Linked DNA regions of Homo sapiens: regions 1 and 3 are each linked to region 2. A link is an interaction called in ENCODE POLR2A ChIA-PET data of the cell type or tissue named here. Cell type or tissue: MCF 10A. All regions are shown on one strand. Each heading gives the region's core, and the rest is flanking DNA. Links, peaks and the distances in the headings are about the cores only.

Region 1 (11,149 bases), core at 1,930-9,929, 85 kb after region 2:
TCCTCTGTACTGTATTTACATTATTATTTTTCCTAACTTCAAGTATTTCTAAAATATTTTTTGTTTTCTTAATTAAATCTTCATTTTAGTGTTTCTACTTAGGTGTTTAAATTCCAACATTGTGCTTAAAATAGGAGTACAGTTATTTTACTGAAGAGGTTTAGCAGTGTTTTGTTTGACTTTGTAGGAAGAATTAATACCATGAGGTTTTAGACAAGTCATTTTAGCTCTCCAAAATAACAGTAAGGGGAAGCATTTGTGCTTGGCATATAGACCGTTGCACTTTTTACAATCTGATTTTATGGTACCCCTTTTTTCATGTCTAGCATAACGCTCCATCTTCAGGCTTTTGAACAAACGTGTCAGTAGCCTTAAATCAAGCTACCATGCTAAAATACATTACTGTGTCAGAGCGATTTGCAACTATTCATTTAATTGCATCCTATAAAATGAACCAGGAGGTGTAAGTTTACAAACATAACATCTGAGGTGCTGGTAAGATTAGAGCTACATAACACATGTAGTTTAAATTCTCAATATAAAGTCAGGAAGGGCTGTAATTTTAATATACTGCTGACAAGGGGCATCTGAGAATTAATGGGCATTCCCAATAGATATTTTCAGCATTAAAGGACATAATATAGCTTCAGTTTCATATATAATGCTTACTCCCTTACATATATATATATATTCATCTTTTGCCAGAGCATTAGAATATTCAACTAGTATATTGTCTCAATTAAGGAAATAATAAAATACTTTACTCATTAGGGTCATTCTTGGCCCCATGACTGTTTATTTACTATGTGGTTGAAGTTTCTTTGTTTTTGATTACTCTAACCCCCTCCTCCCAGAAGTTTCAATGAAGTTAATGAGATATGGCATGGCTAATTAAATATGAAGCCAACTTTCATTCAATGAAATATTTTGTTACTTGTTTTTTTAGTTGTACAATTATCTGTTTTCATAGGTCTTTCAAGCTAGTAAAAATTTCTCTTGTATGTGTGTGACCTTGAGACTGCCATTTATAAGCTGGATGACCTTGTTTTAATTTAACCTTTTAGTGTCTCTGTTTCCTTGTCTGTAAATCAGGGATGCTAATATAGCTATTGTGGCTATTCAGTTAATTTAATATATGTAAAGTATTTAAAATACATGAAAGTGCATGGCACATAGAAGCACACCATAGGGATTAGTTATTATTGTTATTAAATATTTGATTATACACTAGAAAGACTATAAATTATTAGCAATATACAATTTCTTCCATCAAAAAATCTACAATCTCAGTTAAGCATGATCAGATACATTAGCCTAACAAAAACAAAAAGTTAGATCTTATCCATAGTTGTCTATTTGGCTCTTTTTTATAGTAAGGTTTATATAAAGAAATTGGGTAGGTGTTTAAGTTGGAGGGGAGGGAGAAGTGATTGTTGGATAGGGAGTACAGGTGCTGAAAAATGCTCCATCTTTCAGTTGGCTTTAAAATCCGTGTGCTAATTTTCAGTTTGTATCAAGAGCATGAGGCAGGGCGTGGTGGCTCAACACCTGTAATCTCCTCACTTTTGGAGGACAAGGTGGGCAGATCACTTAAGGCCAGGAGATTGAGACCAGCCTGGTCAACATGACGAAACCTCATCTCTACTAAAAATACAAGAATTAGCCAGGCATGGTGGCATATGCCTGTTATCCCAGCTACTTGGGAGGCTTGAAAATTGCTTGAACGCAGGAGGTGGAGGTTGCTGTGAGCCAAAATTACACCGCTGCACTCCAGCCTGGGCGATAGAGCAAAACCCTGTCTCAAGAGCACGAGAACCCACTTACTTACCACCCAAACTCACCTCACCTATCTAATTTTATGACTTAGCCCTGTTTCCATCTCTCCTTAACAGACTTTCCCTGATTCTTCTTTACTCCCCACCTGCAGGTGGATCAGTAGGCAAAATCAGCAAGTGTTGTAAGGTCAATGAGGGTGGTGATCCAGGCAAGGGCTGCGTGAGTGGTATGTTAGGGCCAGAGTGGAGCGGGGAGAAAAGAGGTTGCTCTCTTTCCATACCCCCGTTTAAATTTATTAATTTTTAATTTTTAATTAATTAATTAATTTGAGACAGTGTCTTGCTCTGTTGCCCACGTTGGAGGGCAATGACTCCAGCTCAGCTCACTGTGACCTCTGCCTCCCAGGTTCTGGCGATTCTCATGCTTCAGCCTCCCAAGTAGCTGGGATTACAAGCTTAGGCTACCGCGCGGGACTAACTTTTTGTATTTTTAGTGGAGACGGGGTTTTGCTATGTTGACGAGGCTTGTTTCGAACCCCTGTGCTCAAGTGATCCACCCATCTTGGCCTCCCAAAGTGCTGGGATTACAAGCATGAGCCACTGCTAAAATTAGATAGGTGAGGTGAGTTTGGGTGGTAAGTAAGTGGGTTCTCGTGCTCTTGAGACAGGGTCTCGCTCTATCACGCCTGGACTCATATCCCCAATTAAATCACTGAACTTATCAAAATGTTTCTTCATATATTTTATAGTGATCTTAAATATATAACTTTTTTTGTGTGTATTTTCCAAGGCCTTACTCTTAGGGGGAAAAAAGGCAGAGAAATTACATAACTTTGCTTGCTAAACTTTAAAATACATTAATTAAGTAGAACTATCATTCAGAAAAGTAGAGAAATGAGTAGAAATAGCAATGGCTATTTAAAAGAAGTGTAGAAAAGCTTCCTGAATTAGGAAATGGGTTGCAATGTTCAAAAATATAAAGTGAGCCATAAAAACTTTTCTTCTATATATTAGAACACATGTTCTTTCACTAAGCTGGGAAAGATGAACTACAAGTAGATTTCCACAATAGTACGTATTGGGATATATTACATGTCAAACTGTGTCTCTACCATCATAAATACTGATATATTAACTTCAGGCCACTGTTCAAGGCACAGTGCGAGTGTAGGAGGGAGCCTGGGACACAGATGAAAGGGCTGAAAAGATAAGCTGTCCTGATCCTTACATTTGCTTTCCACCTTCCATTCTAAACTCATGGAGGCAACCAGGGAAGGGCAGGAGGTATACATACTAGAAGGTAGAAAATCAAGGTGAGATTTGGAGGACCTGGTCTTAAACTCTTAAATAAAATATATTAGGATATTTAGGCTGTTTAGCAGTTTGATCAGTTAACTAAGTAATTGTAGTGACATAAGTTACCAGTTTTGAGGACAGGTTAGGGAAGTTGTTGAGTGTGCACATACACATGTGCAATATTAGAGACATATTTTGCATTTAAAGGGGAAAGTATACATTAGCAAAAATATAAATCATGGAGAAATACACAAGCTATGCTATCAGCATAAGCAACACTGACCTAGATTCTTATTTTATTCTTCATATCCCAACAGCTGACATGAACACAAAATCCTATTCAAGGTCATTGGAAACTTTGAACTTGAGTTGGCTCTGGGAGGACATTAGAAAATGCAGTAATTGCCCCCTGAGTTCCAAAAATTTAGTAAGATTCAAAACTGATAAGTATTTTTTTAAAAATAAAATCTCAACTTATTATATCCTACCATTGGGCTATCCCAAAATTCATTTTTTATAAATTGAAACAGTGACTTTACAAAAAAGAATGGAACAAAGAGGCCGCAAGTAAGAGTTTGCTCTTTAAAATCCTTGAGAAGCTAATTTCCATGCCGAAGATAATGTTTCAAAGAGATTTCTTTTCAATGTGTTTTCTTAGGAGGGCAAGATTTCAAAGAAAATTAGCAAAGCAAGGTGACTGTGATGCTGCCATCTGGAGTTTTCAATTAGCATTTCTGACTAATAAAGTTTGGCAAAATTACTCACAAATATTTCCAGAGTTGAGAAATAATCTTGCGGCACTTTCTGTTCTTATTTTTAGGACATCAAGGCGTGTAAAATAACACAAAGAGGTTTGCAAAGTCCAGCTGAAGGGAGCCGGAGCGTCCTGTTTTTACCATCACGCTTCGTTGTTCACGTTGCTTGTGTGTAAAACAGGGTACAGTATTTAGAAACGGTGAAGGAAATGACTGGCCTAAAACTCTTGTGATTCAGTGACTCAAGGATGATTGACACTGTGTAAAAACAGGCACATTAGACCAAGAGATAATTTGAAACCTTATTATTGGGTATTGTTTTTAAAAATTAAACCTATAGACATGAATAAAATGAAAAACTTTATAAGCACAGCTTGTGGAACTGAAAAGGGCCTTAGAGACCATCACTTCCAACGGCCTCATTTTACAGGAGAGAAATCTGAGGACCAGGGAAACCAAGTGACTTTTCTGGGGTCACATGGAATGTCAACAGCAGAGCTGTGAAGGCGTTCAGGTCTGCTAACCTCCCGGCTATGCTCATTCATGGAGAGTGCTTCGAAGAGTGTTTGCAACATTTAGTCACAGTTTATCTTTGGTTAATTCCACATTTACTCCTATTTTTAATGTGTGTGAAAATGGCCCAGATTCATATGATTTGTTGCAGGTCAAACAGATATTAAGAAAAACTGCCAAGCTTGCACCGCTTATGTATAGTTATTTGTTGTGTATGTGCAAGTGTTTGTATGTGTGTGAGCACATAAGCATAATCTCTTTATCTACCATTCCTACATCCAAAAAGCTCTGAAAATTAAACTTTTTCATAAATTTGTGACAAATTCCAGTGGTGCAAAATCAAATCTAGTGTGAACTTATGTGAAGATATTTATAGACTTCACCTACACCAGCCAGTGTAACCCCTTATAGATTTCATTTTAGAAATAGTAATCTGTCTGATTATAGGGTACTACCCTAGATTATCTGAATATGATATGTAACATATGATACTTAACATAGGTTCTATATAATTGATTACATTTTAAAATCCTGAATAATTCTGAATTCTGTTCCCAGTAGTTTTGGATAAGTAATCGTAGACCTTCAATTAGTCCATAATGTAATTTCATTACATTAGTTTAGGCAGTTTTGGCTTATAACCATGCAACTCAGAAAATTCTTTACATATGTGATTCCCTTGGTTTCAAAATATGTGAAACCAGGGGGATTAAATGAGATAAACAAAGTGCTGTCTATGTGGTTATAAATATATAAAAATGAGGAGCTTAGTTTCATCACTACTATTTGTGGTCAGGAAGCCCAGGGTAAATTCAGTGTTTAGTTGTGACAAGTGCCTCATTCCAAGTTTCTGATAAAATCATCTGTCTCCTTTTCCTTTTCCTCCCCCTTTTTTGTAACTTTTACTTTATAGCCTTCTTTTATGTTTTTTTAAATTCTAAGCTGTATCAAATGTTAGCACATATGTGGGGAATGAATTAAAGATTTTCTACCACAAGTCTCACAGTAACTCTGTGTTCTGTTATTTAATCCATGGTGAAATTGAGGACTAATCAGTCAACTAATGTTTATAGTTTACAGTTCAGAATGTGTATGCTGAGTAGGCTAAGTAGGTTAGAGTTTACATGGATTTGGCCAAATTTGACATGATATATTCTTTCTTTTTATTGTAACCCTTATATTTAACCAAAGTCTAGATAAATGCAATGTCCTTATAATCTGTGTTCAGTCTCAACAACATCGACTGCTGAGCCCCACAGCACTGGATTTAGTCCCAGCTGGAGTTCCAGCTTGAAGGGCAAACTCATAACAGGGCCAGGTCTTTCCTTGTTTATAGGAAACTTCACCAATTGAAAATTTTGATCTGTCATATACTGTCAGGATAAATACACACACACACACACACACACACACACACACATATATATATACACACACACACACACACACACACACACCGCAGATGGGTGAGAATTGAACATCTTGAATTTTTCATTGTCCCTAGTCAGGATACTAAGAGTATATTTTGTAGATAAAAGTCATCCTTTTTGGTGTGCATTAGTCCCATCATAATATCACATGTGTTCCTAGTTATGTAAATTCAATTTTCAGATAATCAAGTTAAATGTAAGACATTTGCTTATTGCAATATATGCAGATCTCAGTGGAGGAGGGTGTTCCCTTCTTTTGTCAATAGTCCCTATAATATGGCAGTTACTTGGATTGTATTATTTAAAGGGCATGCATGATGTAATCCAACCCTGTCTTTTTACCACCAGATCAAACAGAAAATAGTAGGATCTAATGGAAAGATACAGGACTAAGAATCAGGTCTCATCTGGCTCTGTGACCTCAGACAAGCCAAAGCTTCTCTGGGCCCCGGTTTCTTCTTTTACAAAATGAAAGGGCTGTATTAGACTACCTTTAAACCTTGTTCAGCTCTAGAATGTTACAATTCTATGAGAATGACCATTAATAAGCTCATAGTCTGTTTTGGATCTTCACTGGGAGGAGAGCTCTAAGTATGGGACAGCTTTTCTTTGCTGGAGAATACACTTTTAAGCTTGAGACTCTGAAATGACTGGTGGAAAAGGGAGAGGCTTGCACCGGTTCAAGAGAGCCTTCTTTTCCCTAAGGACACGTGCTGTAGTCTTCTGACTGTTTAATGACGCAAGGGGAGGGGCGCGTCACAGCAGCTGAGCCTGTGGCTCTGACTTGGCAACTGACTCACTGGCGTCCTGGCTTCTGAACCTTGGAAGAGCCCATAGAAGCGGTAGTGCTGAGTCCAAGAGTATAGAGAAGTGGGCGGAGTGGACACTACCTGCTTTGTGGCAGAGCAAGCTCAGGTCTAGGAGAGGTGGTAACGGTGAGGCAGTGAGCATGGAGTCAGGTAAAAGAGGACCTTGTGAAGGAAGAGGATAATAAGCTTTGCATAAGCAATGCATGGAAAATGGACCCTGAATGATTAGACAGTAGACGCCTTTAAGGAAAAACTCATTTTGTGGATTACCTCAGATGTAATGGATATTCTTTACATCATACATAAAGATGAACTGTTTGATCTGTTTATCTACTACAGTCAGAGCACTAAGGTTTACTGAGTACTGTTGGCATATACTGTGGAAAGTGCTCTATATTCATTAGGTCTTTTAATCACATAACCATAGGAAGTAGGAATCATTATTCCCATTTTACAGATAAAGAGTCCGAGGTTTAGGTGACTTACATAATGCCCAATGACACACAGTGTTTCTTCTCTCCTGTGGAGACAGTTTGAATTCACTTTGGCTAAGTGAAACTGAAGGTAGCAGTCAGTGAAACCTGTCTCTTCATATGAGTGAAACCGAAGGTAGCAGCCAGTCAAATCTGGCTCTTTAGATATAGAGAGAAATTTAAATAATTTTTTAAAAAGTTTAACTCTCTCAGCTATGCTTGACTTCAGTACTCTGGTCTTACTAGGAACTGAACATTTTTATTTTAGTAGTCAGTCACTAAACATTGATTGTTTCTCCCCCTTTTCATTTCTGCTTAAGAATTCTAATCTACTCCCAAGGCAAATGGATACCTTTGGCCAATCAAAGAGAAGGTCAAGTAAAATGAAGTGTGCAATAAAGAAGCACATAAATATATTTCAGAAAAAAATGTAAGTTACAGTTTCTACTGTTGCTGGTCTTTGCTTTCGTCTGCCTTTTAACCCTTTCATGGCACGGTTATGAAGTCTCTTAGTTATCAAACTATGATCTTCAGGTCAAATCTGGCCATCTTATTTTGTATGGCCCATGAGCTAAGAATAATTTTTACAAATAAATATTTGCAATTTATTTGATGATAGGGAACTCTAACTTTTTTTTTTTTTGAGACAGGGTTTCACTCTGTCACCCAGGCTGTTGCCATGGTGTGATCATGGCTCACTGTAGCCTTGACCTCTTGGTGCTCAGGTGATCCTCCCAACTCAGCCTCCAGAATAGCTGGGACTGTAGGTGTGTGCTCCCACACCCAGCTAATTTTTCTATTTTTTATAGAGATAAGGTTTTGTCATGTTTCTCAGGCTGGTCTCAAACTCCTGGGCTCAAGCCATCCACCCAGCTTGGCCCTGCAAAGTGCTGGGGCTACAGGCGTGAACCACTGGGCCCAGTTAGAACTGTAACTTTAAACTCCTGATTAAGTGAATTTCATTCTTTTCATTAGTAGACCTGTATTCCAAAAGAATTGTACCGAATTGTTATAATCACTATATTTTGAATTTTACCAATAAAAATGTTGTGAAAATATATTTTCTTTCTTTTTATGTAAGTGTCTATGTACTATCCTTGATTTTGCTTCTTGGTCCACAAAGTCTAAAATATTAACCATCTGGCCCTTTAAAGAAAAAGTCTGTTGACCTCTCTCCTAAGGCATGAGGCTACAGTAAGAGATTTCTCTGTGCAAAAACATGCCCTGAAGAGGCAAACTCGGTAAGGTGAACAGAGGATACTTCCCTTCTCTTCCAATAATTGGCAAGAAACAGCCTTTGTTCCCAGAGAAATTTTAGAGAAACATGAAAACAAAACAGGTTTCAAAAGTCTCTATGCTTTTTTACCTTTCTTTAAACAACTTTCTTCTAAAAAACCTAACCAGGATTGTACAGACAGACATTCACTGGGCCGGTGCTCACACTATGCTAAGGAAGTTAATGTGTGCCCAGGCTAAATCATAGTTAGAAACAAATGCAGCCAGCCAAGTCAGGCATGATTCACGTCACTTAAGTACAAATAGCTTAAAGGGCACCTGAACTAATTCACAACTAATTAAACTCTTACATTTATTATCATCTAAATCTAAAACTTAGGTGATCTCTTTGGTGGGCTGTGATTTTTTCCTAATCACTATTAATATTTTTGACTTCAGTTAGCAATCATAATACTAGATGTACTTACTTTGATTTTTTAGAAATAACTCATATTTCCTTTCATTACTCCAAATGGTGAAATGTGTTTTGTTTTCACTTTTCACATCATACATTGATCCATTTAATATATAGGTTAGTATTTAATTGTGATAATAATTGGTCTTTACTTGATGAAGTAAATTTTTTTGTTTATCCCTTTTAGGTATCATTATAATTGTTTCATGGTTAATATTGTATGGGTTGGTGGCACTGGTTTGGTGCATAAATAATAATGGAATTACTTCATCTTTAAGTTTTTGAGATTTTTACTTAGTAAATACTTGTAAAAGTTTGATTTTTTTTTCCTGCTGGGATACTTATAAACCGTTTGTGATTTATATTTCATTTTTGCTTTTTATCATTTTACTTTCTGAACATCTGTTTGATTATAACAATAATGCTATAATACCATGTCAGTCACTCCAGATTTGGCTAGTGCTCTAATGCAGGTTGGGGATGCTTCCAATACTGCAGAGAATCTCCGTTAGAGGCGTGTCAGTGGATAAAGTTGTTAAGCCTGCTCTGACATTTCCCAAGAGCTCCTCAAGGTTCTGTGCTCCCAACCTACAGAGACTACAGTTTTGATCCAAGGGGAAAAATTGACTTAACTGGTACATTTACATTTTTATGATTGTGTCTCTAAAGCTTATTACCTTAATAATTCCTCCCATATGCCCACTGCTTTTCAGAGTCAGTGCAATGCCTATATTTTGTAATCAAGTTTTCCCTTTTAGATGCCTGTCATTTTTCATGGAATTCTGAAGCCTTCTACATTAGAGGAAGATTATGCATGAAAGGAACTGAGCACAGAGCATGACACATAATAAATGCTCATTAAATGGTAGCTGTTATTGCTTGACTTTATTTTGATTAAAATCCCTAGGTAGTTTTATAGAAATTTGTGGTACTATTTTTACATTGAAATTCAAAAGCCTGGTTATAAGACTAAATGCCTATGGTTGAGAAAATGCTATATTTCTTAGAACACCTGACTAGAGAAGTCACTAATATCACCCTAAGCACAAAAGAGAGAATTGTACTGATCACTGTATTGTAAGTCCTTTGTGGAGATATTCTTGACTGGGTCTATTCTATAACAAAAATAGGTTATTTTCAAAAAGCTACTTGATTAGAATACCTATTTTTGGTCCCAAAGTTCAGCTGCTGTGATACTGTGCATTTACGCTGCATGGGTTACTGTGTATTTATGCAGTATTAATTTTAAGGCATCTCTGTGGTGTTCCTGAAAGCTGCACAGAAAGGCCCAGAAGGAGGGGCATGCTTATTCTACATGAGAGAAACTTTTCTTAAATATTGGCCAACTATTGTGAAGTCAGGACTGGAATCCCTAAAAGCCAGAATCTCAGTTAACTTCTGTAAACCATGAGTTCCCTTGCCCTTTCATCAACGTCTGGACTGTAGTTACAATGTTTTAAAAAATCACAAATTATATCACAATTTAAAAAATGTATCCTGATTAATAACACTATTTCATTAACGAAGTTACAAGGTCAAATACAAAGTTACTTCCAAGGAGTATAAAGGGTTTGATGATCTCATCATTATCCTTATGGTATTGTTGTAGGACTTTGTCCTTAGTTGAGCTAAAGATGGGGTCCTTGTCACATGGCCATGAAATATTAGGCTCACAGACACTTTGAAGGGTGAGAAAAATGGAATTTATTGGGGGAAAAGGAAAAAAAAAGAGGAAACAGGGACCCTCAGCAGAGCGAGAGTCCTGCTAGTATATGCTTCCCGCCTCGGAGATCGAATCTGAGGCTCCACCCAGGAAGAGGAGGGGACACGCTCCTCCCGGCTGCAAACAGCTCATGCTTCTGTGGCTCCACCGCAGTAGGCACTCCTCCCAGTGCACAGACCGGTTGGAGTTTTTCCAGGAACCCCTTTACACTTGGCTGTCTCACTATCAAATGCCCTAGCAGATCAAACCCAAAGAATATTTGCTAAATTCATCTATTTTGGTAAATACTTGCTTCTCTTACTTTGTCTTCCAAATGTGGTATGGCTGTGTTTGAGTCCAGGGAATACCCAGCCAGGTAGTCCTCAAGAAAAAGTCCAGCGTAGTCCTCAACAAAAATATATCCAACAGGATCAGTTTTGTCTAGGTCCACAAGAAAAGCCCACAATCAGAGTAATTTACATGAAAATAAAAAAGAATGAATGGCCATAAACATCATCAGGAAAGTGCCATTGGAAATTCCCTTTGAGATAAGATTTTCGTTAGCCCAGCGATGATCCTGTTCAGTGAACAAGTGCTCTTCTGATCTTTTTGGCAACTCATAAACTGTTACAAGAACAAATAATACATGGGTGGCTTCGCACCCATCCCTGCCACATTACTGAATGCAAATTAGCTCAAGGCCTGT
Region 2 (11,149 bases), core at 1,280-9,279:
CTCCTCAGCAAATGTAAGAGAACAGAGATTATAACAAACTATCTCTCAGACCACAGCACAATCAAACTAGAACTCAGGATTAAGAATCTCACTCAAAACCGCTCAACTACATGGAAACTGAACAACCTGCTCCTGAATGACTACTGGATACATAACGAAATGAAGGCAGAAATAAAGATGTTCTTTGAAACCAACGAGAACAAAGACACAACATACCAGAATCTCTGGGACGCATTCAAAGCAGTGTGGAGAGGGAAATTTATAGCACTAAATGCCCACAAGAGAAAGCAGGAAAGTTCCAAAATTGACACCCTAACATCACAATTAAAAGAACTAGAAAAGCAAGAGCAAACACATTCAAAAGCTAGCAGAAGGCAAGAAATAACTAAATCAGAGCAGAACTGAGGAAATAGAGACACAAAAAACCCTTCAAAAAATTAATGAATCCAGGAGCTGGTTTTTTGAAAGGATCAACAAAATTGATAGACCGCTAGCAAGACTAATAAAGAAGAAAAGAGAGAAGAATCAAATAGACACAATAAAAAATGATAAAGGGGATATCACCACCAATCCCACAGAAATACAAACTACCATCAGAGAATACTACAAACACTTCTACGCAAATAAACTAGAAAATCTAGAAGAAATGGATAAATTCCTCGACACATACACTCTCCCAAGACTAAACCAGGAAGAAGTAGAATCTGTGAATAGACCAATAACAGGAGCTGAAATTGTGGCAATAATCAATAGTTTACCAACCAAAAAGAGTCCAGGACCAGATGGATTCACAGCCGAATTCTATCAGAGGTGCAAGGAGGAACTGGTACCATTCCTTCTGAAACTATTCCAATCAATAGAAAAAGAGAGAATCCTCCCTAACTCATTTTATGAGGCCAGCATCATTCTGATACCAAAGCTGGGCAGAGACACAACCAAAAAAGAGAATTTTAGACCAATATCCTTGATGAACATTGATGCAAAAATCCTCAATAAAATACTGGCAAAACGAATCCAGCAGCACATCAAAAAGCTTATCCACCATGATCAAGTGGGCTTCATCCCTGGGATGCAAGGCTGGTTCAATATACGCAAATCAATAAATGTAATCCAGCATATAAACAGAGCCAAAGACAAAAACCACATGATTATCTCAATAGATGCAGAAAAAGCCTTTGACAAAATTCAACAACCCTTCATGTTAAAAACTCTCAATAAATTAGGTATTGATGGGACGTATTTCAAAATAATAAGAGCTATCTATGACAAACCCACAGCCAATATCATACTGAATGGGCAAAAACTGGAAGCATTCCCTTTGAAAACTGGCACAAGACAGGGATGCCCTCTCTCACCACTCCTATTCAACATAGTGTTGGAAGTTCTGGCCAGGGCAATCAGGCAGGAGAAGGAAATAAAGGGTATTCAATTAGGAAAAGTGGAAGTCAAATTGTCCCTGTTTGCAGACGACATGATTGTATATCTAGAAAACCCCATTGTCTCAGCCCAAAATCTCCTTAAGCTGATAAGCAACTTCAGCAAAGTCTCAGGATACAAAATCAATGTACAAAAATCACAAGCATTCTTATACACCAATAACAGACAAACAGAGAGCCAAATCATGAGTGAACTCCCATTCACAATTGCTTCAAAGAGAATAAAATACCTAGGAATCCAACTTACAAGGGATGTGAAGGACCTCTTCAAGGAGAACTACAAACCACTGCTCAAGGAAATAAAAGAGGATACAAACAAATGGAAGAACATGCTCATGGGTAGGAAGAATCCATATCGTGAAAATGGCCATACTGCCCAAGGTAATTTATAGATTCAATGCCATCCCCATAAAGCTACCAATGACTTTCTTCACAGAATTGGAAAAAACTACTTTAAAGTTCATATGGAACCAAAAAAGAGCCCGCATCGCCAAGTCAATCCTGAGCCAAAAGAACAAAGCTGGAGGCATCACGCTACCTGACTTCAAACTATACTACAAGGCTACAGTAACCAAAACAGCATGGTACTGGTACCAAAACAGAGATATAGATCAATGGAACAGAACAGAGCCCTCAGAAATAACGCTGCATATCTACAACTATCTGATCTTTGACAAACCTGAGAAAAACAAGCAATGGGGAAAGGATTCCCTATTTAATAAATGGTGCTGGGAAAACTGGCTAGCCATATGGAGAAAGCTGAAACTGGATCCCTTCCTTACACCTTATACAAAAATTTATTCAAGATGGATTAAAGACTTAAACGTTAGACCTAAAACCATAAAAACCCTAGAAGAAAACCTAGGTATTACCATTCAGGACATAGGCATGGGCAAGGACTTCATGTCCAAAACACCAAAAGCAATGGCAACAAAAGCCAAAATTGACAAATGGGATCTAATTAAACTAAAGAGCTTCTGCACAGCAAAAGAAACTATCATCAGAGTGAATAGGCAACCTACAAAATGGGAGAAAATTTTTGCAACCTACTCATCTGACAAAGGGCTAATATCCAGAATCTACAATGAACTCAAACAAATTTACAAGAAAAAAACAACCCCATCAAAAAGTGGGCGAAGGATATGAACAGACACTTCTCAAAAGAAGACATTTATGCAGCCAAAAAACACATGAAAAAATGCTCATCATCACTGGCCATCAGAGAAATGCAAATCAAAACCACAATGAGATACCATCTCACACCAGTTAGAATGGCAATCATTAAAAAGTCAGGAAACAACAGGTGCTGGAGAGGATGTGGAGAAATAGGAACACTTTTACACTGTTGGTGGGACTGTAAACTAGTTCAACCATTGTGGAAGTCAGTGTGGCGATTCCTCAGGGATCTAGAACTAGAAATACCATTTGACCCAGCCATCCCATTACTGGGTATATACCCAAAGGACTATAAATCATGCTGCTATAAAGACACATGCACACGTATGTTTATTGCGACATTATTCACAATAGCAAAGACTTGGAACCAACCCAAATGTCCAACAATGATAGACTGGATTAAGAAAATGTGGCACATATACACCATGGAATACTATGCAGCCATAAAAAATGATGAGTTCACGTCCTTTGTAGGGACATGGATGAAATTGGAAATCATCATTCTCAGTAAACTATTGCAAGAACAAAAAACCAAACACCGCATATTCTCACTCATAGGTGGGAATTGAACAATGAGATCACATGAACACAGGAAGGGGAATATCACACTCTGGGGACTGTGGTGGGGTGGGGGGAGGGGGGAGGGATAGCATTGGGAGATATACCTAATGCTAGATGATGAGTTAGTGGGTGCAGCACACCAGCATGGCACATGTATACATATGTAACTAACCTGCACAATGTGCACATGTATCCTAAAACTTAAAGTATAAAAAAAAAAGGCTTATCCACTTCTAAAATAATCGTATGTCTCTGAGAAACAATGGTAAACAATGTGTTTTATTATTTATTTTATTTATTTTTTAAAATTTTTATTTATTTATTTATTTTGAGATGGAGTCTAGCTCTGTCGCCGAGGCTGGAGTGCAGTGGCGTGATCTCGGCTCACTACAACCTCCGCCTCCTGGGTTCAAGCAATTCCCTGCTTCAGCCTCCTGAATAGCTGAGACTACAGGTGCCCGCCACCATATCTGGCTAACTTTTTTGTATTTTTATTAGAGACTGGGTTTCACCATTTTGGCCAGGTTGGTCTTGAACCCCTGACCTTGTGATCCACCTGTCTCGGCTTCCCAAAGTGCTGGGATTACAGGTGTGAGCCACCGTGCCCTGCCTCCTGTTTTATTATTTTTTAAAAACTTGTTGCAAACTTGCTTCCTTAGCCCAAAGTCTTATATACTGTCATAGAGTTAAAGAATAGGAATTCCTCTACAATTTGTAAGCCTTGATGTGATACATCAATTAATCTAGTCTTCCTTTAGCTTTCTATGAGTACTTGCCAGATTCTTTTTACCTGACTTAGTCATATAGCTTTTTTTATAAAAAGAAAATTGAAGTGCTATATATCTCAATATATTTGATTCAAAATGTTTCCCCTAATTAACATTATGATGTATGCAGTGAATATGTAATTATATTTAATTCAGTGTAATTAAGAATGTGATATATTTAAAATAGTGATTCATTTAATTGATCTATAGGACAGATTTAGCTCATCTATAGATAATTTAAATCAGTCTTGCAAATAAAATTTTTAAAAATGTACTATCTTGTAAAATCTTTGCCAGTTCACTTGTATCACCTTTCTCTCCTCTTTGACCATGACTAAATTACCAGAAGCATTTGAATATATACTTTATTCATAATCATTCTTTGTAGAAATTCTAGCTAGATATGGTAATGGTTTTCTGGGAAATACATATTTTGAAATAGAAAGTACCTCTTTGTCTAGAGCTTTTCATACAGTTGACTGAAAACTTAATTGCTTTAATTTCAGGAATTCTTATTTCCCTAAATTTCACTCATGTGTTTTTTTTATTAAATAGAACTGGGAGAGAGGACAGTGTGGAACTGACTGCACGCAGGGAGGCACAGAGCTTTCAATTTCAGGGTCTGGCGCTGTTTCTTATAGACATATTTTAACTCTTTACTGTCTGTACTGAGATGTCTAAGATGTTGACATTGAATTCAGAATTGTCTGTAAAATACAGAAGAGTCAGCTCTCTGGCAAAGCAGATCCTTCTCTTTGGGGTCCTTAATGCACGGCCAGGCTGTTAGGGTGCTGTGGTCAAACCCTAAGAATCTGACCAAGTTGTTTTGTGCTATGAAGAGGACTCCATCTGATGTGCTCAGGGCACAGTTGAAAAGAAAGAGGCTTCCTCAACACATCTGTTTCCACTAACGCCTCTTGAGGAAGTAATCCTGCCCTATGGCTTCAATAGTCATGGCCTGGAAGTCCTAGCAAGGGAGCAAAGCTGGGGGGGGCAAAATTTAAGAGGCTTCAATTTCTTTCTGCCCTAGCCAGAGAGGGCATGCTCTGCGGTTGTGTGTGCAGCCAGACAGCCGGGAGCACAGCATAAGCAGGCATCCGGCCAGCCAGCCACGGGCTGAGCACTGGTGATTCACAAGGTGATGGAAGCTACTGTGGCTCTGCCCTCACAGCCTCGTGGTGATGACCTAACTCTACACACCCCGTTGCCATCTCTTCCGAGGACCAGCCCTGTCTCTGCAAATGCCTTCAAGCTATGTTTGAATACGCCATTGATGATGTTCAAAGCCATCACTTTTCTCTCCAAACTGATTTCCTCTTCCAGCTTCCTATTTCTCAATGCATCAATAGCTACCCTCTCCGTAAGTTTGAGATCTGAACCATCTTTGAGTCTTTCCTTTATTGTTCATATCTTCTTTCTTTCTTTCTTTCTTTCTTTCTTTCTTTCTTTCTTTCTTTCTTTCTTTCTTTCTTTCTTTCTTTCTCTTTCTTTCTTTTCTTTTTCTTTCTTTCCTTCTTTCTTTCCTTCCTTACTCTTTCTTTCTTTCATATTTCTCTTTCTTTCTCTCTTTTTCCCTCCTTCCTTCCCTCCCTCCCTCTCTCTCCGTTTCTTTTCTCTCTCTCTCTCTCTCTCTCTCTCTCTCTCTCTCTCTCTCTCTCTCTCTCTCCCTCTCTCCCTCCTTCCCTCTTGCTTGCTTGCTTGAAAGGCTCTGGCTCTGTCACCCAGGCGGCAGTGCAGTGGCACAATCTTGGCTCACTGCAACCTCTTCCCTTCTGGGCTCAAGAGATCCTCCCTCCTCAGCATCCAGAGTAGCTGGGACTACAGGCATGTGCCACAATACCTGGCTAATTTTTGTATTTCTTTGTAGAGATGGGATTTTGCCATGTTGCCCAGGCTGGTCTTGAATTCACAGGCTCTAGCAATCCTTCCACCTCGACCTCCCAAAGTGTTAGGATTACAGGCATGAGCCACCATGCCTGGCTGATTCTTATACTCTCTTCTATTGAATTAAAGGAAATTGCCTACATGGCCTCCTACAATCTGATTCCTTTGATTTTAGAATCTTCTTCCTTAAGCCGACTTCTACAACTTTTTAGTGTAATGCTCCCTAAATACCTTCTCAGCTTGTCCTGTGACAACCATGCTAACCTAGCAGAGAACTTGGGTCAGGGGTGGCCCTGCCCTTCCTGGCTGTGCAGCTTTAGGATTCCTAGATCTCTAAACCTCAGTTCTTCACTTGTAAAGTGGGAAAACACATATCTACATAACAGATTTGTTTTGAGGCTTAAATGAAATGAATCCAGTGCCAGAAACATATTAAATGGTCACTTCATTTAGAAGACCTACAGTAGGCCGAATAATGTCTTCCCAAAATTCATGTCCACCTGGAAAGTCAGATCGTGACCTTATTTGGAAATAGGCTCTTTGATATGTGATTAGTTAAGGATCTTGAGATGAAATCATCCTGGATTTAGTGAGTGCCCTGAATTCAATGACTGTTGTCCTTATAAGAAGAGGGGACACAGAGAGACATGGTGGACTGCCACATAAAGATGGAGGCAGAGAGGGGAGTAAAGCTGCCACAACCTAAGATGCCTGGGACACCAGAATTGCAAGAGGCAAGGAAGGAGTCCTCCCTAGAGCCTCCAGAGGGAGCATGGCCCTGGCTGATGCCTTGATTTCAGACATCTGGCCTCCAGAACCATGTGAGGATAAATTTCTGTTGTTTTCAGCCACCCAGTTTGTGGTAATTTGTTATGGGAGCTCTGGAAAATGAATATAATACCATACCATGTGACAGACTGTTCTAGGTGCTGAAGGATATGGCAGCAAATAAAAAAGACATAAATCCCTGCCTTGTGCAACTAAACAGTTATTATTATCACTATTGTTGGTCTAGTAAGCCCTCATAATGCCTATGAAGACAAAATCCAATTGTTTAGATCAATGAGCCTCAATTTCATCATCTGTAAAATGGAAACACTCACACCTATTGAAGAGAATTACTTAAGTTCATAAGTAAGGTCATCCATGGCTCTCCAAAATTTGTGGACCTGTTATCTGTCCACTATTATTTTACACTATTCTCTAATGCAGGGGTTGGCACATGTTTTTTGGGAAAGGGCTAGATAGAATATATGCTAGTCTTTGAGGGCCATAGGGTCCCTGTGGCCTGTGTGTGTGTGTGTGTGTGTGTGTGTGTGTGCGTGCATGTGAGTGTTTAACTGTATAAAAAGGGAAAAAAATATAAACAAAATAAGTTTTCACTTGTTGAGAATATAAAAACAGGCTATCGTTTGTCAATCCTGGCAAATGCTTCTACCTTGGGTCTAGCCTCTACATAGGGAGACAAAAGATTGACACGTACAATAGCTAACTGATGCAAAGTATAAGAACTCAGTTGATAGTTACATTCTGAAAACACTGTACTGGCAGTAAATCCTCTAAGACTAGGAAAAAAATAAGATCTGTGTGGGCTTAAACAGCTGGAGAAGGCTCATGGCAGAGGTCGAAGTTGAGCCAGTTCTTAATGGAAGCTGGATTAGTAAAGAGAAAAGAGAGATAAATACTTGGAGCAGAATATATTTTATGTATATGTGTATATGGGTTTATATACATATGTATACAAACGCATTTAAATATAAATGAAATAAATAAATCCTTTCTCTTGAGGTACCACCACAATTCAAAAGAATCAATTCTACAATGATATGGACCTTGGAATTCTAAGTGTTAAAACTTTTGCTTCTTTATCATCATTTCCTAAGGTGAATCAGATCTGAAACAGACTGTGTCCATGTGTTTTTGGTTAGCAGCCTTCATACTGCACTTCAATCATAGCCAGGAGTGACAGAGTGATTCATAAAGAAAATTGTTCCAAGTTAGGAAGGTTTTAATGCTTAGTGCAAAGAGGTTTTCTGCTTTCCTCTACTTAGTTAACAGAAACAATTTCAATGCACTTACTCATAGAAGTATAAGAGATTTTCAGAAGACACAACACCAATTACCCTGCACTAACAAATAAAACAGAAGTAGTTCTTCTTGGAGGTGGTAAGAGCCATGGTCTGTTTATGTGCCTAACAGTGTCACATTCAATAGAAACAGGTGATAAATGTCTTCACAGAGGGCCAGGAGAGATGAACGATGGATGAAACAAGAGTCCTTCAATTGTGTCCCAATATATCGTTCAAGCCCATGACTATATTCTAGCCTGCCATTAATCCAACTGTCATGACCTCTTATCCCTCCTTTCCATCTTGCCACCGTGGAGTGAGACTCTTTACTTATCTGCTCCCCTTGTTTCTGATAGGACCTGTTGATCAGAAACCTCCATCTGTGGGCTCCCCTTCTCAGCAGCCAAGGTCCCTGCCAGAGGCCCTTACTCAGTTCTCACTGCATCTACACCAAGGCCAAGCTCAGGAAAGCTTCTCTCTGTACCAAGCACGTACTTGGTGCCTTTGAATGTTGCCACTGGGATTACGATCCTGTGGCCACAGGAAGGATGGTGTTGATAAAGACCTTTGCCCTTAACTTCTTTTCCTTTTTTTTTTTTTTTTGAGACGGAGTCTCGCTCTGTCGCCCAGGCTGGAGTGCAGTGGCGGGATCTCGGCTCACTGCAAGCTCCGCCTCCCGGGTTCACGCCATTCTCCTGCCTCAGCCTCCCAAGTAGCTGGGACTACAGGCGCCCGCCATTACCCCCGGCTAATTTTTTGTATTTTTAGTAGAGACGGGGTTTCACCGTTTTAGCCGGGATGGTCTCGATCTCCTGACCTCGTGATCCGCCCACCTCGGCCTCCCAAAGTGCTGGGATTACAGGCGTGAGCCACCGCGCCCGGCCTCTTTTCCTTAACCCATATATCATTTTCAACTTGAAATCATGGATTGGTGACCAATAGTGAAAATCTGTGGACTTCAAATGAAAGTTTCAAGGGGGTATCTCTACTGGTGTCACTGCTCAAGCCACGCCCACTAAAGCATTGCGTAAAGTCCCTCTTACAGATGGTATCACCCGCTCAAAGGGTGAGTGCTGTTGAAAGGCTTGAGAAAACCTTACGGGAGCAGAGAAAGTATTCCCTCTTTCTCCTTTTAATGACTTTAATTCTGAGTTCCAAATTTCGATTACAAAACTCTGGAATTCCTATCTATTCACCCTCCCTATCTTAATCTTTCCTTTTTCTTTCATTTTTCTTCTTCTTTGTTCTTTGATCAATCTTCATTGCAGACTGGTGAATGAAGGAGGGTGTGTGTGGGGGGGACGGGAGGGGCATAGGTAATAGTGAGTAAAACTCCCCAGTTTTTCTCCAGTGCTAATTTAGCTCTTGAAAACTCCCCAATTCTATAAATTAGTTTTTAGGGATTTAGGGGAGAGACGGAAAAACTGTTTTATCTAAATAATTATTTTTATGAATCAGCATTCTATTTATAGTAATATATTTTACATACAGGGCTCTGTCATACTTCTTTGCTCATCCGATAAATGTATATATTGTTCAAGCTATTGTATTAGGTGCTGGGACTGTGGAGATAAATGGCATAGTTCATCCCCTCAGGGGGCTAACGATGGAACTGTTGGACACATTACCACGGAGTGTGATAAGAGACATGGTAGAAATAAGCAGAGTGCTACTGGTGTGCTCAGGAAACGCAACAAATCCAGAATATGGGGGGCAGGGGATGAGTTGAAGGCTAGGGAAAAATGTCCTGGGGAAGGAAAATGCCAGCATGGAAGTTTTAAAGAATAGGGAAAAAGTGTTCACTTGACAAAATGAGTGTTAAAGGGAATCTGAAGTGGACCAAGCTACACGTGTTAAGGCAGGGTTGTGAGGGAGGCTGATGGATTCTGGGAACTACAAGAATGACAGGTTGCGTGTAGGACAGGGTGGCAGTGCTGTGCTTGAACCATCTCATAACAGTTCACAGAGCCAAGTGTGTACATCTCTTCCTCATTGTTGTTCAGTGACTAACGCTGTTTCAGTGGTACCTTGAAACTGGCTCAGTGGGATATTTACACCATAGAAATTGGCAAATGCTACAAATTAGGGGCTTCTGCTGCCCCTCCCCCCAGAGTTTAACATTTACCAGCACATCACTGGGCGTGAAGGAGGACCAGGAAATAGTCAGGGCCAAGGACAGAAACTCCTTAAATATCATATTATTATCCCTCAGATTATCATCAGATATACAAATAGGTTTGCTCTTAACAAAGATTACTTACTCCAACAGCACTTTGGAGACAAATAGATTGGGTGGAGTTGAGGAGGAGCCACTGAGGTCTAGTTTTATCTTATTGGCATCAATGTCAATACACTAAACAAAAAAAAAAACCTGTCTGGAATGATAATATACAATTTTCTCTTTCTGCTTTGTGTGTATAGAGAAGAAAAGAAGTAAAAATTTTTAAGCTTCATATTTACTATGAATGAAACCAGGCTTTATTTTGAAGAAGGAATACAAGACTGAATTAGATTATGTTAATGAAGAAGTCTGAGATACGATAAATGATTCCTTGGAAATATTAAATTTCTTGATTAAATAGGTATTGTTAGTTGTCACCAAACCAGCAACTGGATAGAGTGCTTAAGAAACTCTTAAATGAGGCTGGAACACAAGAATGAGAAAGTCAACACAGGTTAATGACTGAGCAAGGTTGTGTAAACTATTACTTAATCCCAATTGAGGGTTTTCTGAGCCACTGGGGAACTACGTTCAGGTTGATAGACAAGAATAAGGTTAGCAGGAAACACAGCATTAAACAAACAACAGCTCAGTTTAATTTGTGATTTACCCGTACTTCAGAGTACAAAAGGAAAGCTTTGCTAATAGCAAGAAAGGTAAAATGAAGCCATGCCAACATCGTTATTAAAATAATTGGCCAGCCATTCACTGGAACAGAGATTTTATTATACATTGGCAGTGAAAATAGAAAATGTGACTGTTTCTTAACTAGTTCTTGAACCACCAGCATACAGGGTATTAACTAAGGTGCTGGGAGTTTTAACAGCTGGTTCCAAGAGCCAAGTGCATGCAGGGGAAGCTTTCATATCTAAAGATCACACAAATAATTAATATTTACTTATGAAAATTTAGGTGTTTACTTTCCAAATATTTCATAATCCTTCTTTTTTCATGAGTTCATCTGCATTCAATTGGATTGTTATCTTATCACCAGGGTTATAAGATATCAAATAGCATATAGTTAACACCATGGTT
Region 3 (11,149 bases), core at 1,910-9,909, 64 kb after region 2:
TTATTAAAAAACAAACAAAACCTTTCTAATGTATATAGGAAAATGCATATATGCATTTTTCTTTAAAATACTTGCAATACTGGATGAAGCTATTTTCCACATTATCATAGATGACTATCATCCTTTCTATTTCATCTGTATTATTAGCAAAGAGACTTGCCACATTTATCACATTTTGATGACCAGAATTATTTTCTTTGTGTAAGTCATTAAAGTTAAATTTGATATTCCTTTGGAAAAGTCCTCCCACTGGACCCTCTACAACCAAACAACATAACCCAGAAGGTTAGGCTATTAGCTTTGAAATGGCTTTGATTAGCTAGCTGGCTTACAATCCTCTCTAATGTTTTGAGCATGTCAGTCCACAAGAAAGGGTGAGCCAGGTGGAAGGAAGGCACAGTTTTTCTCTTTATGAGCCTTGCCGGGATAAATGTCCTAGGAGAAATTTTCCAAAAATTTATTTTAAGTTTCTTGTGATTTTAAAAAACCAGAAGTTTTAAAAGAGTTTTTAGAATGTTGTCCTATATTAATTGCCCTTATTAAAGGGGTATAAAATGTCTATTTAAGAAGATTTTTGGAAAGATTACAGATGAAAGTCTGAGCTAAAAGTCATTGGTTCATATTTCATTACTCCTTATGCTGGTTGTCATCAGTAAACCTTACACTGGACACTTGTCCATTCCTATGAAAATAACACTCTTGCCTTTATTTCTATTTTTTAGCTTCCATTAAACCAAGGCTTAGACCTCAGTCTTTTTTAGACAAAGATCAGATTACCAGAATAAATGTAATGTTAGCAGCTAAATTGAGTTTATCTGCCTCTATAAGAGGCCACGGTTATATCTCCTGGTTTATTTGGAAAATTCCTTTGAACATATGAAATGCATATAATGAATTTCTCCAATTAATAACAGCAATGTAAAAAACCTTGGGATTTTAGATATTGTTGATATGTTTCATATTATATAAAAAAGTTAGCTGTTTGAATAGTTCATTCACATCAATTGTGTATCTTACCATCATCTTTATTATTTATTCATCACAATAACTCCAAGTTAGGTTCAGAAAATACACACAATATACATTAATATATAATTTCATTATTTTCTTCAAAGAAATCTGATATGTGCTTTCCTTTCCTGACACGTGGATTGAATAACTTTTTTTAAGCAGCTGCTTTTTTCATATTTAATCTTGAAACAAACTGCATCAAGCTTGGTGTTAAAAGTCTATCTGATGAAAATCTTTCCAATTTTATTATTATCTTTAGATTTATAGCTAGATGACACATCAGTCATTTGTAAGTTGAAGTAGCATTTCAAAATAAGGCTTTCTTTTTGTTTTAGTAAAATGGCTTTCCTTGTATTGAACATAGGATAATAATAATTTAGCAGTCTAAAAGCAGCTAAATACTCAGTTTTCAGATTAACATTGAATTTCTGGTACTGCCTGTTTGATGTTTTTATATAGCTGAAACCAAGGAAGCTCCATATTGCTCCACCGTAATGTTCATCTGGCTTCCTGCCATGTAAATGGATGTATTAATACTCAGTTCTTGAGAGTATTGTGAAGTTCAGTTAATTAACGTTTATAAAAGCTTCTTGAGATTTTCTGCTGAAAGATGTTACATGAGTTAAAGTTGAGTAAAAAGCAAACATGTAGAGCACTCTAGAAATTGTTGCTTGCAAAAGATAAAATTGCCCTGACTATCTATTTGCCATTTCTGAATCAATGACTTCTGGTTTCTTTAATTTATTACAGTGTTTTATGGCTAGTACCTAATGATGACTTAAAGGTGTTATCTCTTTTCATAGTGCAGAAGCCTTTAGGAAATTTTGATCAGAGAGGTTTACGTAAAGGATTTGTCTAGTGCTTATTCAGGCAGAACGTTCAAATCAAGGGTCTCGTAAAAGTAAAATATTAGTTGGAAGATTCACTGTTGCTCCCAAGTGAGTTCATCTTGCAGTGGACACTCTAGTTGTTCTCTAGCATCTAATGTCCATTTCTGTCTTATAGCAATAGAATGTCTAATTTTTTGCTGGGCACATGGCCATTCTGAAAAAGTCTACATTGTCCACCTTCCTTGCAGTTGAGTGTGGTCTGTGGTAACTGAGTTCTGATCAATAGGATTCAAGCAGAATTGGTTTGCGAAACTTCTAGGCCTCATCCTTAAAGGGAGGCTATGCCCTTCTTTCATCCTACTGCTTTGAAGGTAGATGTGGTGACAAGCCACCTTAAATATATTGGTAGGAAAAACAACCTGAGGATGGAGGAGCAACCAGACAAAAGGAGTTGAGTTCCCGAACAACTCACAGAACAGAGCTGCCATACCAGCCCTGTATTGCTTACCTGTGAAAGTGTTTAAGACACTATTATTTTGAATCTTGGTTATATACCACTGACTCTATCCTAACTTATGCCTATCAACAGGAAAAAAAGAAGCAATTCAGTTTTCAGATTTAATATCAAATTGCTCACTCATGGACCAAGTCTAATTGAAAATCAACCATAAATTTTATTTATGTGCTGGGTACATTAAAAAGTTTTGATTTAGGGGTGTAACTCCTCAGGCAGAAATGGATAAAGAAAAATTTCTTTAGTTGCATTTCAAACAGTCTAGAGAGCTCTAGTTTGAAATGACTTTGTCCTCTGAAAGCCCTAAAACTTTATAAAAATAGTAAAAATGCAGAAAAATATTTTGACTAAAATTATAAAATTTTAATATATTAGACAGATAAAGCATCCTGACCGACCATTGTACTCTGCCCTACTCTAACTCATTCCTGTCCTTATCAGCTGAATGTCTTAGTGGCAGTAACTGATTTCTTTAAATGATAAGACCCAACAGAGCTAACAGTACATGTTTGTTTTTGTTTTTAAAGGTGACCACTATTCTAAATTCCTTATGTGTTCAGAATTTATTCAGAGCTCAGGAAGGTGATACTACTGTAACAGATGCTCTTCAGGTATAGTTTTCATTTGCTTATTAAATATTTTTTGGTTTTATGTAAGTGGAGAATATACCTTTTACAATTTTTTGGTCAAGGATTTACATCAATGGTTCTATGCATGCAGCTAGACAAACTACAAAGTCAAACATGAATAATAAATACATTGCTGGCTTATTGCACCAAATAAAGAAAAGTTGCATGTTCGTGATGATACTTAAATTCTTCACAATTTGTGACCACTAGAAATTAATCTATTTATAAAGCATTAAGGCATTATTAATTTCTTCTACTGAAAGTAATTACTTTGGTTATCTATTGCTGTGTATCAAACCCTCTCAAAACTTAATGGCTTGAAACCATAATAATTATTTATTTCCTCACAAATCTGAAATTTGGGCAGTTTTAAGAGGGGGCAGCTCATTTCTGCTCCAAAAGACATCAGCTAGTTCAGCTCAACGAGGCTGGAGGATCTACTTCTAAAATGGCTCACTACAGTGGCTGTGAGTTGGTGCTAGCTCTGAGCTGGGATATAAACTAGTGGCTTTTGTTTATTTCCCACAATGCACTGGAGCTTCTTCCCAACATGGCAGCTAATTTCCAAGAATATATATTTGAAAAGACAGAAACAGGAAGCTGCCAGTCTTTTAAGACCTGGGCCTGAAAACTGGCACAACACCATTTCTGCCATGTTCTGTTGGTCAAGCAGTGGCAGACCTCACCTAGATCCAAGAAAAGAGGACATAAAACTCACCTTTTGATGAGAACAGTGTCAAAAATTTGTGTCTATCTTTAATCCACTTCAGTATTACACATTTTCCAACTAATATTGAAGACATAATAACAGAAAGAAAAGTAGTTAGAAAAATGAGCAGTAGCAGTCACTCTTCTTACGATTAAGTGATAGAACACCCCCCAAAAGAAGTAATAGAATGGTTTGATGATTGTTTTAGAAATATTTGAAAACTTCTATTCCTGCGGTTCTCACCTTTTTGGACTCATGGCATCCAGTTTAGTAGCAATTTTTTTTTTGACAGTATATATCAGACACTGGTTGCCTATCCAGTATTCACTCTCTCCTTCTTTCTTACTGGGAGAGCTTTGAAGTTATTTATATCAGCAATGTGCATAGGAAAAAATTCTCACGTCCCTGCATTCCTTTGCATCTAAGGATTGCCATAGGACACAGTTTTGGGCAATTCATCTTGTAAACAGAAATCATTAGGTACAGATTCTAGGAAAACACTTTAAGAGGACAAACTCAGGTGTGTTGTTGTTCTTCATTCTTCCTCTGTCGTCTTGTCTGGATTTCTAATGTGGTGTCTATGGTGCAGCAGTCTTGTGATTAACAAGTGATCACAAGGAAGAAAGCAACATGTCCAGAATCAATATGAGGAAAGGTAGAAGGCTGGGTTCTTGATGGTCTTGTGGAATTGTCATAGCAGTCTTATACTGTCTATTCTAGATTTCTTGAAACATGATAATCCTGTATGTGGTTAAACTACAGGAATTTGGTTTCTGTTGCATAAAGTCAAATTAAGTTTTTAACTGAATTACTGTTCTAAAAAAGCAATAATTATAATCATGACCAGAGATTAAATATATATTATAGTAGTTGTAAGAGCATCTGCAGATTCTCCTCTGTTCACTATGTTTCTATAAGAATAGAGCTGGTACTTCTCTGACTGCCCTCTCTTCTATATTCATGAGGCAACGTTTTGGCATGTTCAGTAAGTGTGGGCTCTTTGTGCCAGCAGGATGTTACAACATGTTTCTTACCTCTACCTGTAGCATATTGAGTCCTGCTCTATAATGGGCAACGTGGTCCATTTAGCTCAACATTTTATCTAACAGACAGTACTACACATGGTTATACCAAAAATATATAAAAATAGAGTAGTTTACCAATGAAGTGCTTGCAGTGTATCAGTGATGGACCATTGTTATAACCCACGAAGTATGATTTTGACTAAGTTTTGAAAATATTTTATACTACATGGTTTTAACAGCTGCACCCAAGGGGTAGAGTTGTGTCAGTAAATGAAACATATATTCTGAGGAAATGATATGGATCTGGCTGCTTTAATGGAGACCACATAACAGTGGCTTAAACATAACACAGAGTTCCTTTTTCTCTCATGTAAAAGTCTGAGTTGGGACGTGGTCAGGGTGAGTTGAGGTGAGTGGATGAGTCAGTAGCTAGGCAGCTGTAGTTCACCAGGAAACCCAGATTCCTTCTATGTCATTGCTAGGCCATTGCCTAGACTTGATTATGTCCTTATCCACACGGTGAAAGCTGGCTCACAGCACCATGTTCTCATTCTAGAGTTTGGGAATAGAGAAATAAGCAATGATCAAGTAGCTTCCCATAAGAACGTGATCCAGAACTTGTCTACATTCTTTTTGCCTACATCTCATTGACCACTTGTTAACAGGCCATAATCACCTATTAGGAAATGCCTTTATTAGGAAATGTCTCTAGTTGGGACCCCATGTGCCGAGCTAAAAATGGGAAGGTTCTATCACTAAACGAGAAGGGGAAAATGATGCTAGGTAATAATTGGCTGCCTCTTTCACAATGAGTATCTCATCCACCTTCAGAGGAGGGATGGTGTGTCATGCTGATGCTGTCATGTTTCTTGGCCCTTATAAGATATGTCAGACTCAACCATTGTTCATCTGGTAGTGAAAGTCTGTGGACCTGCCCTTAATCAGTAGTGCTTTTTTCTCTCCAGTTCTCACGAATCCCAGATGGCTGACAATTACCTGCCTTTCTCTTCTTTGTTTCTGCATTCCTCACATCTGTCACCATCTCACTTTGCTGCCATCTGATTGGCACTTATTTGCTTTCAATACCCACATTGAAATACCCAGAACAATGCCAAGTTTAGCAAAAACTTTATTGAAGACGGAGGGTTGTGGTAGGGGATGAGGGATCACTACACAGAGCCTTCTGCCTTCTCAGTGGCTTCTGCTCCCCTCATCTCCCTTCTCATCCAACCTCTTCACTCACTCTTCCAAATTGCCCTGTGGCCCTCCAGATTCCTTTTCCTCTGTTAGGCAGAACTGTTTTCCTGTTCCTTACAAGCTTTCATACCAGACCTAGAGGGTTCCACTTATACCCTAAGTGTTATTACCAGCAAAAGTTGTTTTCTCCCTAGAAGGAATTCTAGCATCAGCTGTTGAATTAATAAATTTTCCCACCTCGTTGTTAAATGAAATCAACTTGTACATTTGTTGTAAAAATGTTGTTGAGGACGTTTTCCATTACATCACACAATTTCTTCTCTATAAACCTCCATATCAGAAAGCTATTTTAGATTCCAGTGCTAGAAAAAACTTCACTTCTCCTAAAGCCTGCTTCCTCCTTTCTGATAATAAGAGCTATATTACTTATCATGATTTCTGAACTGTGTAACTGGAAGCCAAATTTACAGCTCTCTCATTGAAATTATGTTAAAGATACCATTAGCATATTTCTATTTTCCTGCACTTGCTTGAGTCATTTTATATGTCTATCATATTGGTCTGCCTTTTGTTACAATTTATTTTAAATTTTTTTTAAAAAGTCAAGATAAAACTAAGTTAATAAGTAAATAAGCAGCATAGAGGTCATTTGAGGCAAGAGTATACAGTGTTTTTGACCTCCCAACTCCTTAGGCAAAAGGCACACTGTATCATTTACTCTTCTCATTCCCACTTTTCAAGGAAAGAATAACTCAGTGAAGATGTTACCTTTGGATTAAGAATGAAACATTTTAAAAATTAGTTATCACTCACTTATTTGCTAGAAGCACCCACAACTTTTGTGCCATTTTGATTCTTTCAATGTTCCTTGCTTCTAAGAGTCTTTGGTCACTTGTTTCACTCCAGCCACCCCTACAGTGACCATACCGGTGAAGGCTTCAATTGATTTTAAGAGAGCTAAACTTGACAGCACCTCTCCTTATGCCTGCCCCATGCAGTACTTGCTTTCTACCCTTGGACATCCTTGTTGATGGTGAGGAAGGAGACACTGTGGGATCTGTTTGATGCCCATATATGTGCAACCTAGAAATGAGGAGGAGCTAGCACCCTCTTGGGTGAGTCTTTGACTAGTGGGAGATGGAAATCAGTAAAGAAAATATTCGACGCCTCCCACCCCAAAAGACTGGCATTACTGTCTTGAGTTACAATCATTCATATAGATTCTCCGAAGATGGTCTTATGAAATTGAGTAATCAGTTGCACCTGTTGCCAAATGGTGGCCAGATTGGTAACATGCCCTCATATTGGCTTTCCCATCTTCCCTGCTTCTTTATCTTCCTTTTCACTACTATTTCCCTGGGATTTACTCTCTAATAAAGGAATAGCAGACAAGGTTTTAACCGAGTTTCTGCTTTCTGGAGAATCTAGGCTAGGATACATAGTTATACGCATGGACATTCTACTTATAAGATACACTCATGATGACATAAGTGGCCTAGAAAACAGAGCCTCAGGATGAGATTTTGGAGGTGAATTATTGCTATCTGAAAGCAATAGGGACCTCATTTCTGGTGGTGAGAGGAATGGGGATAACCCTTGGCATGCTGTGGCATCCCAGTGACTGATACTCACCTGTGGTTAATTGGGATGAGGTACAGGTCGAAGGTGAACTACTGGGATATAAGAAGACTGTGGCTTAACCATTGTGGGAGGAATAATCATGACAAGAATTGTGGAGTAGGTTAGCTTTTTTTAAGAGCATTGGGAGCCTCTCAAAAACACTTATAACCTCAGCATAGCCAACTAAAGACATGTTGTGAAGATAGAGGTCCTCTCTGTAGCTTTACAATACTCTTATTTTTTGTAACTGCAAGACAGAATATACTGAAAATAAATCCCAGGATCTTATTTTAAGGTTGCCTGAGTTAGTGGCATGGTATTGGTCATAGGTTGAATTGTGTCCTTCCAGAACAAGTGTTGAAAACCTAACTCCTGGCACCTTGGACTGTTACCTCAATTGGAAATTGAGTCATTGCAGATGTAATTAAAGTCATACAGGAGTAGGGCAGGCCCCTAATCCAATATGACTGGTGTCCTTATAAGAAGAGGAGAAGAGACAAAGAGACAGAGACACACAAGGAGAAAACCACGTGATAATAAAGACAGAGATTAGAGTGGGGCAGCTATAAGCCAAGGAATGCCAAATATGGCCCACAAACACCAGAAGCTAGGAAAAGGCAAGGAAGGAAACCACTCCAGGTTTCAGAGGGATCCATGGTCCTACCAAGAGTTTCATTTCAGACTTTTAGACTCCATAGCTGTGAGACAATAAATTTCTGCTGTTTTAAGTCACCTAATTTGTGGTACTTTGTTAGAGCAACCCTGTGGCAACAAATACAGAATAACACTACAACATTATGTTCCACCATCTTATGGCAAAGGAGTTGCAATAATGGGTACATGGCAAGGGGATTCACTAGTATTACCATGTACCCCATCATCTAAAAGCAGCTGGCCTAACAGAATGGCAGAATAGCCTATTAAAAGCTCAGCTAAGGGGCTAACCATGGACAACATGCTAAGGGTTATAGCACTGCCCTCCAACTTGTGACATATGTGCCAAACCAATGGTTGGTATATGGTGTGAGCCCTTAACAGTTGGAATACGCAGAGGCAGGGACCAAGGAGTGCAAGTAGGATTGACTTCCTCTCACTATCGTTTCCAGCCAGACACTTGTAGAACTTATGCTTTCTGAACCCATACTCTTAGGCTCTGATAGATTAGAAGCCCTGGTTCCCAGGGAAATTCCTTTTATCAGACAACACAGTAAGATTTAGCTGAACTTGAAACTGCAACTGCCACTTGGTTACTTTGGGCAAAGAAAGGAGTGTCTATATTGATGAGGCTAATCAACCCTGATTACCATGAGGATCTCAGAGTGCTACTGAGACATAGGGGCAGGGAGGAGTATGTTGGGAAACAGAGGATTTAATGGAACATTTCTTGGTGTTGTGTCCAGTGATCATGGTAAATGGGCAATTGTGGCAACCATGGATCACAAGATCCAGGCAATGTAAGAGCTTAGAACCCTCAGAGATAAAGGCCTGGGTCACTCACTACACAAGAAAACCAGATCAGCCAAAGTGCTAGCCAAGTATGAGGGAATCTAGACTGCACTGAAGGAGGAAGACAAGGTGGTGAATATTGATTATGGCCCTGGTTATTATGGAACCAGCAACAGATTCAGGAGCTTAAGATGGCTTCACTAATTTTCTTGCCATAGGTGTCCTGCTTTGCTGGATTGCATGCTGTAGTAAGGTAGTAGCATATAAGTTTTGCCTCTGTCTCTGCTTTCTGGGGAACCTGGTTAAGACAGTAGGATTTACAAACTGGTTCTTAGTTACATATACAAATGAAAATTTATGAACACGCACTTCATTCTCCTGTAAGAGACTAAGGAAAGATATTTGTCTTAGGCCATGAAAAGAATCCTCATTGCCTACCCATCAGTCACCACACACCATCTCTGGGAAACACTGAGCCATAAGATCATATCAAGCATTGTCTTATAGAACTTGGGAGGCTTTAGAGCTGGAGTTCTTTGGGCAATTTATATAACTTAGTTGTCTAACAACATCGGTTGATGATGGGTATTTAAAACGTACTGCAGAAATATCTAAAATTTGTAGCAGAAATTCTGAGAAGGCAGACAGCTCTGGGCTGCTATACATATGTATTTTTATATATAAGTTATTATATATAAAAATATATATTTATTTATATTTTAGAGACGGGGTTTCACTCTGTCACACAGGCTGGAGTGCAGTGACAGGATCATCGCTCACTATAACCTTGAATTCTTGCATCAATTTATCCTCCCACCTCATTCTCCCAGGTAGCTGGGACTACAGGTGTGCACCACCATGCCCAGTTAATTTTTTAAATTTTTTTTGTAGAGACAGAGTCTCATTACATTGCCCAGGCTGGCTTTGAACTCCCCGCTTCAAGCGGTCCTCCTGCCTTGGCCCCACGAAGTGCTGGGATTACAGGCATGAGCCACCGTGCCTGACCAGCATTTTTATTTCTGTTTTTTCGGGTGGTGGGGTTTGAGGGGGAGTTATCACATTGGAGTTGGGAATGACAATAGATTGGAAAGGCAGGGATAGAAGCCTGGGTTGAGTTAGTTAAGGAAAGACTGAGTGCAGCTAAGGGGAATGATCAGTATTAAGAAATCACAGAAACTTGGGTAAGAACCTGACAGGTGCTCTACTGTGAGAGCAGCAGTCAGGGTCCAGAAGGTGTGTAGCAGGCAGGCAGGGATTAGAAGTGAGGAGTATGCAAATGCACTAGCTGAGCCCATGCACCTGGTCATGGCAACAGTAAAGACTGGGACATTGGGAAATTGAAGCACAATCTCTTTTGGAAAACCAGCCTTTTATATATGCTTCCTGGATCTCTCTAGACTTCCAGGTAATTAGTGGCCCAGGATCCAAGGCTTAAAAACTGATAAAGGCCAGCAATTCCTTACATTAGGCAACATGAACATTTTAAAGAAAAAGAACTTCCTTATCTTCTGGAAAAATCGCAGTGACTTAGATTCCTATCAGAGAGATGCCAATCAGAGTCAGTGCAGACAGAGGTCTTCTTTCTCGCTTCTTCTTTGGAGGCTTTGGGTTTTTATTTCCAACTCAGTCTTTGAGGTACAGACACCCCTTTGTGTGGGGCACAACATGGACTTGAGCAATTGCTCAGCACTTTGTTAACTGACACAAACTAATTTAAGGTAAGACTGATAACATTTTGCATTATTCTTGGTTGACGTTACAAACTGTCTCCATCTGCTCCCAACAACTCCTGTTGCTAGGAAGTAACTCAAGAGAATAAATGAGAAGCATGCTACTCCTTTAGTTGATAGACTGAGCATATATAATATGTCAATTATTATTTCTTGTCAGAAGCAAAAAATATGAACATCCTTAGAATAGAAAAATGAGCTAATAACAGTTCTGCTTTTCTTATCTTGCCTCCTTTACTTGCAAGAGCTAATAATTATTGTCCTCATTTGATAAATGAGAAAGATGAGGTTCAGAGAGTTAAGCAACTCGTAGAGTTACTAAGTATAGATTTGAAGCCAGGTCTATTTGGCTCCAAAGCCTGACCTATGTCACACTATCAAGTGCCTTGATTATTTTCACAGACTGTCCACTCACAGATGACAAGAAAACCTTCATGG

What was found. Peaks named below come from ENCODE experiments on the same cell type or tissue, not always from the same donor. Only the 100,000 strongest peaks of a DNase experiment are listed, where the experiment ranks them.
Region 1: POLR2A ChIA-PET joins it to region 2 with 12 read pairs; 4 of 35 experiments call an interaction of 5 or more read pairs at or near these places.
Region 3: POLR2A ChIA-PET joins it to region 2 with 13 read pairs; 3 of 35 experiments call an interaction of 5 or more read pairs at or near these places.

The regions. Positions count from the first base shown.
Region 1 is chr7:116,626,505-116,637,653 of GRCh38, reverse strand. The region is part of intron 2 of COMETT (cytosolic oncogenic antisense to MET transcript); the gene reads left to right. Among named protein-coding and RNA genes, the nearest start is that of MET, 40 kb to the left of the region's middle. RefSeq lists enhancers at 3,016-4,215, 7,124-7,243 and a silencer at 5,293-5,493. In MCF 10A, for the core only: a CTCF peak has its summit at 3,718; DNase peaks (open chromatin) are centred at 3,913 and 6,543.
Region 2 is chr7:116,710,742-116,721,890 of GRCh38, reverse strand. The region is part of intron 2 of MET (MET proto-oncogene, receptor tyrosine kinase); the gene reads right to left. Among named protein-coding and RNA genes, the nearest start is that of COMETT, 28 kb to the right of the region's middle. In MCF 10A, for the core only: no CTCF peak of the experiment used is centred there; a DNase peak (open chromatin) is centred at 5,060.
Region 3 is chr7:116,647,398-116,658,546 of GRCh38, reverse strand. All of the region lies in intron 2 of COMETT (cytosolic oncogenic antisense to MET transcript), which reads left to right. Among named protein-coding and RNA genes, the nearest start is that of MET, 19 kb to the left of the region's middle. In MCF 10A, for the core only: no CTCF peak of the experiment used is centred there; DNase peaks (open chromatin) are centred at 4,686 and 5,156.